3 separate regions of the Homo sapiens genome follow, and all the other regions are linked to region 1. The links are chromatin contacts, found by Hi-C in ENCODE. All regions are on one chromosome and are shown on one strand. Each heading gives the region's core, a stretch centred on a gene start or an enhancer-like site at or near the end of the contact. The rest is flanking DNA. Distances are from core to core; before and after follow the strand shown.

Region 1 (4,150 bases), core at 616-3,115:
TGAAATTTATCTAGACTTATCTATAAAGTCTTTTGCAATTTGTGGTATGCTGAGTAAGAACTACAGAAGAACAAAAATAAAAGATTTTTTTAATGGCAACTTAAAAAATTATCACCACTTGTACTACTTACAAATTTTCCTCCAAAAAGTTACTTTGACTCATAGTCAATTTTTAATCTTGGAACAACTTCTTGCTATCACAAATACTTCAAGTGCCTAAAACATCTTCCTTACCAGCCAATATCTCCCGCTCCACTCTAAGAAATGCAAACTCGTTCAAGTTTAACCTGAATGCAACATAATTTGGAATCTTTCATTAAAATATATATCACACATTTTGAAGCCAAACATATTTTAAAATACCTGTTTTTGGTGATTTGGGGTACATATGCTTATCAGTATAACATATTTTAAAAGATTTTTTTCTACATACTCAAATCTGTGTTCCATTCATTTTTTCACTCCCACACCTTTTTGTCTATCCGATAATTCAGGAATCTTTACAGAAACATCTTGTTTCCATTGAAATAAACAACAAGAGTAGGAAAAAGAGTGAAGCGAAATGGTTCTAAATTCTATGCACCAACAGGCATTAAACATGCATAAACTTTTAAAGAGATGCCAAGACTCACTAAAAAGGAGAAAAAAAATACAACGAAGGTTTCTGAGTAGTTTTTAGTTACTCAATTTAAAAACTTTATCTTGTAAGCAAACTTTAACATCATCCAGAGCATCGCACTTATATATGAAAGAAAAAGTTCTTTATCACACCTTCAGAAATTACAACTACAAATTCCTAATCCCTTATTTAAAATCTTTTTGGCTAGATATGTTTCAAAATTCAGAACTTTTCTTAGAATAGTACGTCTGCCATATATTATGAAACACTTCCAGCAAGCTGTACTGTAATCAAACACAATATTTCTGTAGAAAACTTATGAATATTTACACAAAGGGAACATTCAGTTACACATAGCCTCACTTCCCTTCAGGTCAAACTTTACTGCTAAAGGAGTTAGAAACGACAGACAAAGGAATGGGGCCTGTCATGACATGTTAATTTGAAATCTAAATCTTTATCTTTGATAACTAGTTCAGAGTCAGTGTAAACATTTGGTCTTTCCTTCCACAAAAAAATGAAACAGTGTATTTAAAATTAAAAATGAAACAGTATATTTTATTTCAGAAGGTAAAAGCAAAATGAATTAATCTGTGAAACTAAGTCAATCACATTATGATCTTCTAGAACTTGGGTAGCTCCACTCTGGTTAAAGATTCCATTTCTTGGCACAACAGTAAAAGACATCAGATAGGCCCGGGGGTAAGCATCCCTGGGGTATTCAAATAACTTGGGTAGCAATGAAGAGCTGCAGAAGAGCAAGGAGACCCGAGATGATGTAGTGTGCTGCGGCATACCTGAGTTGGGCAAACTCAGCCTCCGAAGATTAAAGGAAAGAGCCCAAGTAGGAATCTGTGTGATCACTGTTCTTTTGCCAAGACACGGGGTGGACAATAAGATTCCTTTACAAAGCACTGGTGTAAGTGTTCGCCTGGTGCTGCAAAAAGCGGCTCACTGGGAATGGGGAGGAGCGTGTGGTAAGCCAGACCTGCGGCGAGAAGTTGGGTGAAAATGGGTCTTAACCATCGCTTCCTGCATCTATCCCAGAGGGTTGGGTACCTTCGTGGGCGGAGCGCGGCCTGCCCAGAGTGCCTTCTAGATCCTGGGTCAGGCGCCAAGCTCCCCAGCATCATGCAGGAAGCTGCAGCCCCGCAGAGTTAGGACAGCTCATTTGGCACCCGGCGAGCCCTTCCCAGGCCCGCAGCCCAGAATAGAGCCGGGGCCCAAGACGCCCACTGGAGACAGGGTCGGGTCCCACTACCGCGCAGGCCCGGCTCGCCCCCGACGTCAGGCACGGGGCGGGACCCTTGCAGCTGTCCGTCCAGTCCCGTTCCCCGGAAAGTGAGGGGCGGGACCCTCGCGGCTTTCTATCCAATCCTGTTCCCCGGCGAATGCGGGGCGGGACCCTAGCGGCCTTCAGTCCAATTCCCGCACCTTTGAGGCCCAAGGGGGAGCGAGCCGGTGCTGCTGCAGGCTGAGGCTGCGGCAGAGGCGGCGAGGCGCGGGCGGTGAGGACGGACAGGTCCGTTGAAGCAGCATTCCCTCCCTCCCCTAATCCTTCAACTCGGGGGCGGGGGAAAGTTAAGTCGTGCAGAACCGCAAAGGTGCCTGGATTTGGTGGGGGAGTAGTGTCATCAAGCATCTCGCCTGCTGGGGTCTCAGGGGTACCCTCAAGGTTGGGCCGCGGGGCTGCTCCGTTGTAGTGCTTAGATTTCTCTCACTTGATGGCCTCTTGAGTGCAGAGTTGCTCTTGGGTTGGTGGGAAGAGCCTCCGAGCTCTCATTGCCCTCTGCTCCTGCTTCTACCCCTTGCCACTCTGCGACGAACCTGTTACCCAGCCACTGAAAACGTATCCTCTACCCTTTGAACCCGTCTAATGGAAGGTGTACTTGTCTGAAACCTACTTAATTGTATGATCATTTACTCCTGCTCTCTAGCAGGTGGACTATTTGCGTGTGTTTGCAGTGATTCACGAAAAGTTTGTCTTGGGAACTCCCAACTCCTAGTTTGTCTGCATTCCACCTTCTTTCACTAGCTTGTTCATTTCTTTTTCCCTCTTAAATATTTGTTAAGCTTGTTTCTTTCTTCCCACAGTCACCGACTTAGTCCAGTTCCCTGTGATCTCAAAACAATTGTTGCAGCAGGCTCCTGGCAGTCTCAAGCAGTTCATCTTCTTGGTGTACTGGTATGTGACAATTCCTTCACGTATTGTTCGTGGTTCTTTTCCACTTTCTGTGAATTCATATCTAATTGCCCCCAGAAAGTCAATTCTAATTAAATCTAGCATAATCATTTTCTTAGTGCTATTGGAACCATCTTATTTAACTTAATCTTTGTGGTTGAGAATTCAAGAAAACTCTTCAAGAAAGAATCCAATAATTTATATTTTTAATGTGTACCGGTTGGTGGGTTAAGCACTATAGTGGGTATGTAACTAATACTCTTGCTTCCAGTTTTCTAGAGTCTATTAAGTGGCACAGAGGTAAACAGAATAGCTTATCTTCTCTGTATGTGTGTACTAGTCTTCTATTGCTGCCTTAACCAATTACACAAATGCAACAATTAAAACAACACAAATGTATTATCTCATAGCTTCTGTAAATGTGAAGTTTGGGTGGGCTTAGCTGAGTACTTGGCTTAGAATTTCACAAAACCGAAACCAAGGTTTCTGTAGATTTGGATTCTTTTCTGGAGGCTCTAGGGGAGAATCCACCTCCAGGCTATTTCAGATTGTTGGTAGAATTCACACTGACATTTCTATATCCTTACTGTTTGTCAGCCTGAGCCTCTTTCAGTTCTTTAAGGCCATCTGCATCTTCAAAGACACCACAAATCCTTCTCAAGCATTAAAGCAGTCTTACTTGTCTGCCACTGGCCAGAGAAAGCTCTTTGCTCTTATGGACTCAAGTGATTAGATTAGTTCCAATTCGATAATATCCCTATTTTAAGGTCAGTTCTGTAGAGAATATCACAATCACAGGAGTAATGATCTCACCATATTCGCAGGTTCTGGGGATTAGCAGGGGTGGAATCTTGGGGGCCATTCATAGTAATTGTGCCTACCACAATATGGTGGTTTCAGGCAGGATTATTTTGTTTTTATAATGTGCTTTCACAGGCATTGAAAACAAATTCTGACTTTATTGAATTGTATGATTAACCACTCTAAGATAAGGAAATTCACTTAAAGTTGGTTGCCCTAGGGGCACATGGCTAGAAAGTGGCAGAGTCTGTACTTGGATCCAGATCTACATTTCCATTAGGTACAAACCCATTTTTATGGATGGTCAAAATGGTGTGCAGCCAAAGTCAATAGATAGAAAGAAGCTAAAGAACTTTGAGTTAATTATTATTTCTCATTTTCAAATTATCTCTTTATATTAGTGGTACAGGCTAAGCTCTTCTCCCTACAATAGAAAGCCCAAAATACAATGGTATGAATAAAATAGAAGTTTTTTTTTTTCCATACATCTAGAGGTAGGAGTCCAGGACTAGTAGGGAGATTCTGCAATCCTGCATATATGACTTCCA
Region 2 (3,850 bases), core at 1,300-3,799, 5.2 Mb after region 1:
ATGAGTAAGAGAACAGAAGTGGGAAGGAGATTGGTTATAGAAGAAACAGTGAGAACGGTAGGTTGGGTGATGCAGAGTGAGCTATAGACAAGAGGGCAAATTAGCTGCATGGCAATGGTACTGGCCTAGGAATGCCAGTTTCCTTACATGTAAAAGTACAGAAACGACCTAGATGCTTAAGGTCTCTATCGTCATTAAAATTCTATGATTCTAGGACAGTAGGTCTCAACTCTTTTGTGCATCCAAGTAGCCTGAATAAATTTTTTAAAATTAGAGATGCCTAAAGCCTATTCCCTAAGATTTTAGGTCTGATTTAATAGGTCTGAGGGTTGATCAGAACATCTGTATTCTTAAAAGCTTCAAGGTAAGTCTGACATAGGCCAGAAAACCATTGTTCCAACCCTTCTTCCCATTACTGCATGATCTGTATTATGCACTCAATGCTTCACCCCAAATAAAGTAATTCAAGTATTAACTCCCAACTTGTGAATCTTTCTGCTTTCATAATTATCTATGGCCTCTAACCCAAGAATTCTGGGAATCTATCCTAGACAACCAGAAATAAAATGATGTTTTCTAAACAAAGATGTGTTATTTTCAACGTCTGATTAAAATATAGTTTATCACTTCTAATGCCTAAAAATTAAGTACAATCTAAATGGTCAATCATAGTAAACAATTAAATAAATTATGGCAAATTTGTGCTAGAATACTAATTAACAACTTAAAATGATGACCTTTTAACAAAATAAAACACTCATAATAACATTAAATAAAAACACCAGGACACAAAACTGTACGTGTGTATACAGGACCTCATTTATGTTAAAAATAAAGATTAGAAACAAAACTGGAAGATTTGATCCAAACTGTCAACATTAGTCACCTCTAAGTTCTGGGATTATGGGTAACTTATTTTCTTGTTAATAATTTTCCATGCTTTCCAAATTTTCTATAAAACATAAATTCTATAAATTTATATAATTCATCGAGGAATAAATGTATAGATTTATGGAATCTATAAAGTAATAAACTTATTACATTGATAATTAGAAAGTAAAGTTGACCTATTCTGCTAATATGGGCTGAACAGAAACAGCAATTTGTTCCAGGGCTAAAGACATTTACATTTCAAAAAGATATGCATGAATTAATTCTTATAAGTACTTCCCGAAGGCTCAAAATTTAAAACAAAGATCAAGACCACTAAATTCTTAAACAGTGATGAATGTAAGGTAACAACTACATCTTAGGATCAAATTAGAGTTACTGTAAGAAAGCATTCCTACTATTAAGTGCAGATTTGAAAACATGTTGAAAAATCCCATCGAAGCTGACAGAGCACTGAACCAACTTCTACCTGGAACTTGGTGACAGTGACTGATTTGTCTCTAGCCATAAAGCCCATCAAAAACCAAAAGATTGTCTACTTAGTGGTAAAAAATAATAACGACGATGATAGGAGGATTCTGCTGAACTCATGTTTTCAGTGGACCAAAAATATCTTCCCCTAGGTATGGGGAAGTAACTCAAGTGGAAAGAAGGGATGCTTGAAATTATTGCAAACTCTATTCATTGCATAGATTAGCCACTGGTGGGTACCATGCATCCAGGATTTATGAGGATTTCAAATACGCCGTCCTTTTGCCCCCATAAGTACACTCAAACTCGTGAGACCATGTGCCTCTATTTTTAATTATGAAAATATGGACGCTGTATCTCCACCAGTGGTTAGAACTGTGAAACATCCTAACCACAACGTCCAGAAGGGCGACTGATCGCAGAGCTTCAAGTGATCTTAACTACGTTATGTGTTCCTAACACACTACAGCTGTGTTCCGCGTCAGCGACGCAGGGCAGAACCATCATTGTATTAACCTTTCCCGCTCATGGGACGCGGTGCTTAGTCCCCGGGAACCGACAGGGGCTCCGCCAACAACTCTGCGTCCCGCTCTCGCGGCCCGGACGGCAGCAGCGCAGGTTAACTGGAAATGGCTGGCAAGGAAAACACCTTTTAAAATAATAAAAACAAACCACTTCTCAGGAGCTTTTCCAGCCTGGAATAAGGAATATTTATAAAAACAGTGGTAGAATATTAGGACGTTTCTAGGTTCAGTTTCACCAAGTGAAAAGACCTGGGATAAGACGAGCCCAGGGCTGCACTGGACTTGTGGGATCCAGAGACTACCCAGAAGGGCCCTGCCGTCGAGGGACCCTGATCTCTGCGCGCTTCGGCGGCGCCCGGGTGGCAGCCGGTGTCCCGCCGCGTCCCTGAGAGGCTTCGGCCTCGTCCGACCCCAGGCTGAAGATCAGGTGGCTCGGGGCCGGCAGGTTACCTGCAGCAGATGCAGCTGGGCCACGAGACGCCGCGGCAGGTGGAGGAAGCAGTCGCGAGCGTTGGTGAAGGCCACAGTCACTGCCGCCCCGCCTCCCCCAGCACCCGCCAGGCGATCGCTGCCCCACATCGTCCCGGAGCGTCGCTCTGGGTTCGCCCACCCTAGCGCCGCAAAGGACCCGGGACCCGGCAGGCCGAGGACGTCGGAGCCGGAGGAGATCGATCGGCCCCGCCCCCTGCGGCCCCGCCCCCTCTCCCCGCTGCGCATCCTGCCGTAAGCCTGTAGTGGGTGGGACAAGAAAGCTTCTGTCACCCACCGCGCCTCTCCGCCGAGCCGCTCGGGGGCGGCACCTCGTTCATCAAATCTTCGCACGCAGGAAACGATGGCCGACGCTGTCGATTCTCCAGCCAATCCTGGCACTCCTTAACTCATCCCGCTCTCTTATTGGATAAAAGGGAGCTCAGTAGGGCGGATGTTGTCCTCCCTGCGAGGATCAAAGTAGGCAAGATGGCGTCGAGCGGCGGGGAGCTAGGGAGTTTATTTGATCACCACGTCCAGAGGGCGGTATGCGACACACGGGCCAAATATCGAGAGGGACGACGGCCTCGTGCTGTGAAGGTAAAGTGATTTTGGTTTCATTCGCTCTCCTCGGTAGCTTTATGTGAGTGCTAGCGCCATATGACCAGCCTACGGAAATAAAGGCACGACAAGGCTTCCGTCAGATCTGTCTCTCGTTAGAGCTGGCGTGAAGAACCCTCGGTCAGTTACCAAAGATTCTCACGACGCCTTTGGTCAAGTATTAGAACATCAACTCCACGAGAATAGGCCTTGGTTTTAGTCATTGGATCTTCTGTGTTTACAGTACTACTTGGCACAGGTAAGCACTCAGTGAATATTCGTTGAGTGATTGTTCCCAGTGACTTCTACCGACTCAATTTCTGGAAAAAAATGTCGACTGAAGGTAGTCTGTTATATGCCTTAGGTAGCCTCTCACATGGACTGTTATTCTTTATGCAGAAGGAATGGCAGAAATTTCATTTTGTGTTCTTTTGCTGACTGGGTTGAACAGATTATTTCTTGTTTTCAAAGTTCTCTTTAAAAAAAAATAGAGGCAGATTCGTCCTAGGCTTATTTGCGAAATACGTTTAATAACTCTGCATTTCTTTCAGGTATATACAATCAATTTGGAATCTCAGTACTTATTAATACAAGGAGTTCCTGCTGTGGGAGTCATGAAGGAATTAGTTGAGCGATTCGCTTTATATGGTGCAATTGAACAGTACAATGCTCTAGATGAATACCCAGCAGAAGACTTTACTGAAGTTTATCTTATTAAATTTATGAACTTACAAAGTGCAAGGTAATGTGCAAGTTAAGAAATGACTCATTTCCTCATTTCTTCCATTCATATTTCTGTCATTTTGGCCCCAAGTTTCCCTCATTCATAACTGAATTACCCCAAAACGTAATCTAGCATATCTTCCTCCAGCCTTTTTAAAAGTTAACTTTACTGA
Region 3 (3,776 bases), core at 53-2,552, 5.8 Mb after region 1:
TCACACATATATTAAAACCCTTAGGTAAAGAAATCATGGGGAAGGCTAAATAAGGGTAGGGGGAGAAAAGGTGAAATGAGGGAGTAAAATTAGTACCTAAAATTACTGGTTTTGATTCCGTATACTTTAAAAACTGACCTGAAAATTTGGTTCTGAGCATCTTAGTAGGAAACACTATTTGTTACTGATTGAACCCACATACATTTTTTAACTCTGGTTGGTGTTAAACTGTAGGGTTTGTTAACTTTTCTAGAAGGGAGTTGAAGGTCAGACCTTTATTCAGAAATGTGATCCTCCAACCGTCTTGCATTATCTTACTGTTTGCTTTGGGGAGAAATTAGACATAAACCTAGTATTTTTGCCAGGAACATAAAGCTGCCTTAATTCCAAAGACTTCCCATAGTAGTCTATCTGTCTGTCTGTCTTCCTATGTATGTCATCCGACAACAATATCTGAGAAGCTCTCAGAGAGTTTTGTTTTCTGGAAGCTACCTATTTCTTAGAGTAGATGGTGGAAGTTGTATTTGATTAAAGTAAAGTACTTTTAAGTTTTCATTGCCTGTTCTTTATCTATCTTTCCGTTTGTTGTTGTTGTTGTTGTTGTTGTTGTTGTTGTTTTTGAGACAGTGTCTCACTCTGTTGCCTATGCTGGAGTGCAGTGGTACAATTACAGCTCACTGTAACCTTAAATTCCTGGGCTCAAGCAATCCTTCTGCCTCAGCCTCCAAAGTAGCTAGACTGCAGCTGCGTGCCACCACATCCAGCTATTTTTTTTTTTGGTAGGAATCTTGCTAGGTAGGGTCTTGCTATGTTGCCCAAGCTAATTTTGAATTCCTGGCCTCAAACAATTCTCCTGTCCTTGCCTTCCAAAGTGCTCAAATTACAGGCTACCACACCTGGCCTGTTTGTTCTTTCTGAAGATGCTGTATGCCTTGGGAGAGTTCATCAATAAAAGTGTCTGTAGTTTTCAACTGCATCTTTAATGAAATGTTATGACTAATTTTTCAACTAATATAAAGCAGACTGCTGTCAGAGCAACAAATAGTCTAGAATTTCTAGGCTTAGAATACTATTTTTTGTTTTGAGGTATATTTGAAGCTTCTAATTGAAAAGTATATTTCTTTCTATTCAATAAAATGCTGCTATAGATAGTAAGAACAATATTAATAATAGATATTGTACTTACCCAGTAGTCTTGCAAATTTCTTTTACATATATGTGGGGAAAACCATCTCTTTTAGTGCTGAAAATATCTGATGTGTTTGTTTTCTTCCTCCTACGATGCTAGAGAAAAGTATTTTCCTCATTCTGGTTTTAACGGAAGTCTATGTATTCTCTGCTTCTGTCTCACAGCAAGCTCTAATTGGCTCAGAAACAGCAGGGCGTGTTTAACAACTGGGAGGTTGGGGAAGGAAGAATATAGGTTTGGTTTCAGTTTCATTTCTCAGATCTGAAATTACAGCACCGCCTTTTCTATCTGAAATGCTTTTTAATAAGCTATGGCTATATACCACCTTCTGGTCTGCTTGGTTAAAATCTGAAGGCTTAACAATTTTTCCTCACTTGAGAGTTTTGAGGGCTGCAGAAAGCCCCATTGTCTTGTTATAGACAAACTGTGGGATATTCTGGCTTAATTGATCCCTTGGGAATATGAGTTTACATTGCAGTCCCAGCCTTGTAGAGCACCAGGTTGGAGATACTCTAGGTCAATATTTCACTGGCCTTTAAGGGTGGAGTTACTGTCCATTCCTGTTTTCCTAAAGTGTAAAGAATGTCTTTCAGGGATAGGACTTCTTTGAGCACCCCAATAAGTGCTAAATTCATTTATTGCAGAGCAGACCAGGGCTGCAGCAGACCTGATGGTCACATTGTAGAGATTTATCTTTTCTAAGGTCAGTGTCAGGGCCAGAGAGAAAACTGCCTGAGTGAGAGCAACAAAAATAGCTGATATTTTAAAAACTAACAGCAAGTACTGATATTTATTGTGTGTGCTCAATTAGCTTTTGGTTTCCACATCCCACAACTGATTCACACTGGTTTTAGATGAAAACATTTAAAAACATTTATTTTAAAATATTTATTGGGCGCTTACCATGTACCAGGCATTGTTCTAAATGTTTCATATTAACTTAATTACTCTTCACAACAATCTCCTGAGGTAGAGATTATTTTTATCTCAATTTTAAAGGTGAAGAAACTGAGGCATAGAGATTAAATAATATGGCTAAAGTTTGCATAACTAATACATGGCAGAGATTCGAATCCAGGTTTCAGGCCAGTGCTCTTAAATCCTGAGGTTTAGGAAGAAAGAAAGTGGCTATGAAGGACAGCCTAGATATGACCATTACACTTATCACCCTCAGGAGCCCTCCTCGTAAGGGGACCCTGGGCCTGAACTCCAAAACCTGGGTTTCACTTTGCATGGGGACCAGTGTGATGGTTAATTTTATGGGTCAACTTGACCGGGCCACAGAGTGCCTAGATATTTGGTCAAACATTATTCTGGTGGTTCTGTGAGGGTGAGGAGGCAGGACTAGCTTGCAGCTCCTGCTGGGACAGACAGGACAGCATGTGGAGACTCACATCATGAACTTTTGCTTCAAGAATTACTGCAGCAACATACCAGGAAAGCCAAGAGAATTCACAGACCCTTTGAAGGAACTGTATCGCCACTGCAGTTTCTCTGAGATGCCAAAAAGAAAAGTCATGAGTCTGCTTGCTTTCTCAGCAGGGAGGCTGATAGCCAGGGGCAAGTTCTCAGCCCTGGTCACCGACTGCCTGGAAATAGATTCGATGTTGTTGGCAGGGGCACAGTGGGAGTGAGACTGGCCTTTAGGAGTGTGGGTTGTGTGGAAATGGGGTGAGGCCTGTGACTGCTGGCTTTTCCCCACTTCCCTGGTGTCCTATGTCACTCAGTGGAGACAGCCATAATCCCCCTGGGAACATAACTCCATTGGCCTGGGAACCACACCCCCGCCCCCTACAGCAAGTGCAGCAGACCCCACCCAATAAGAGTCTGAGCTCAGCCACACCTATGCCTGCCCCAACCTGTTGGTCTTTCTTTACCTGCCCTGGTTGCAAGACAAAGGACATATTCTGCCCACTGCCTCAGAAACATGAATATATAACTAGATGACCCTAGGTCAAGTTTGCTTCCTCCCTATAGTACCACAGCTAATGCACTCTTGAAAATGCCACCTCCTGGCTGGAGGCCAACCAACACAAAACCAGAGCATTTAACGAAGATATAACCAAGGACCCTTACAGAGTCCACTTCACTCCCCTGCTACCTCCACTGGAGCAGGTGCTGGTATCCACAGCTGAAAGACCTGAAGATGTATTACATCACAGGACTCTTTGCCGACACTTCCCAGTACCAGTCTGGAGTCCAGTAGCTCTGCTAGATGACTAGGCCCAGAAGAGAAAAAACAATCACTGCAGTTTGGCTCCCAGGAAGCCCCATCCCTAGAGGAAGTGGGAGAACACTACATCAAGGGAGCACCCTGTGGGACAAAAGAATCTGAATAGTAGCCCTTGAGTCCCAGATCTTCCCCCTGACACAGTCACCCAAATGAGAAGGAACCAGAAAAACAATTCTGGTAATATGAAAAAACAAGGTTCTTGAACACCCCCAAAATACCACACCAGCTCACCAACAATATATCCAAACCAAGACAAAATCTCTGAATTGCCAGGAAAATAATTCAGAAGGTTTATTATTAAGCTAATCAAAAAGGCACTAGAGAAAGGTGAATTCTAACTTAAAGAAATAACAA

The links. Hi-C counts contacts between places; a loop is a spot of excess contacts on that map. Pooled maps may share reads with other maps.
Region 2: a loop to region 1 is called in a map of B cell, with 8 times the contacts of the local background. The contact joins the promoter of PEX1 here to the promoter of TP53TG1 in region 1. A Hi-C loop is called at or near these places in 1 of 168 maps with a recorded cell type or tissue (B cell) and 11 of 50 pooled maps.
Region 3: a loop to region 1 is called in a map of CD8-positive, alpha-beta T cell, with 11 times the contacts of the local background. The contact joins the promoter of SAMD9 here to the promoter of TP53TG1 in region 1. A Hi-C loop is called at or near these places in 2 of 168 maps with a recorded cell type or tissue (CD8-positive, alpha-beta T cell and naive thymus-derived CD4-positive, alpha-beta T cell) and 5 of 50 pooled maps.

The regions. Positions count from the first base shown.
Region 1 is chr7:87,343,627-87,347,776 of GRCh38, forward strand. TP53TG1 (TP53 target 1) reads right to left here and starts at 1,866. Exons shown (of 3, transcript NR_015381.1): 1 at 1,417-1,866. CROT (carnitine O-octanoyltransferase) reads left to right here and starts at 2,038. Exons shown (of 18, transcript NM_021151.4): 1 at 2,038-2,141; 2 at 2,714-2,804. RefSeq lists a silencer at 1,854-2,063.
Region 2 is chr7:92,525,971-92,529,820 of GRCh38, forward strand. It overlaps PEX1 (peroxisomal biogenesis factor 1), which reads right to left and starts at 2,550. Exons shown (of 24, transcript NM_000466.3): 1 at 2,337-2,550. The coding sequence starts at 2,465. It overlaps RBM48 (RNA binding motif protein 48), which reads left to right and starts at 2,825. Exons shown (of 5, transcript NM_032120.4): 1 at 2,825-2,954; 2 at 3,506-3,696. The coding sequence starts at 2,844. RefSeq lists enhancers at 1,969-2,148, 2,749-3,128 and a silencer at 2,379-2,608.
Region 3 is chr7:93,116,677-93,120,452 of GRCh38, forward strand. It overlaps SAMD9 (sterile alpha motif domain containing 9), which reads right to left and starts at 1,303. Exons shown (of 3, transcript NM_017654.4): 1 at 1,187-1,303.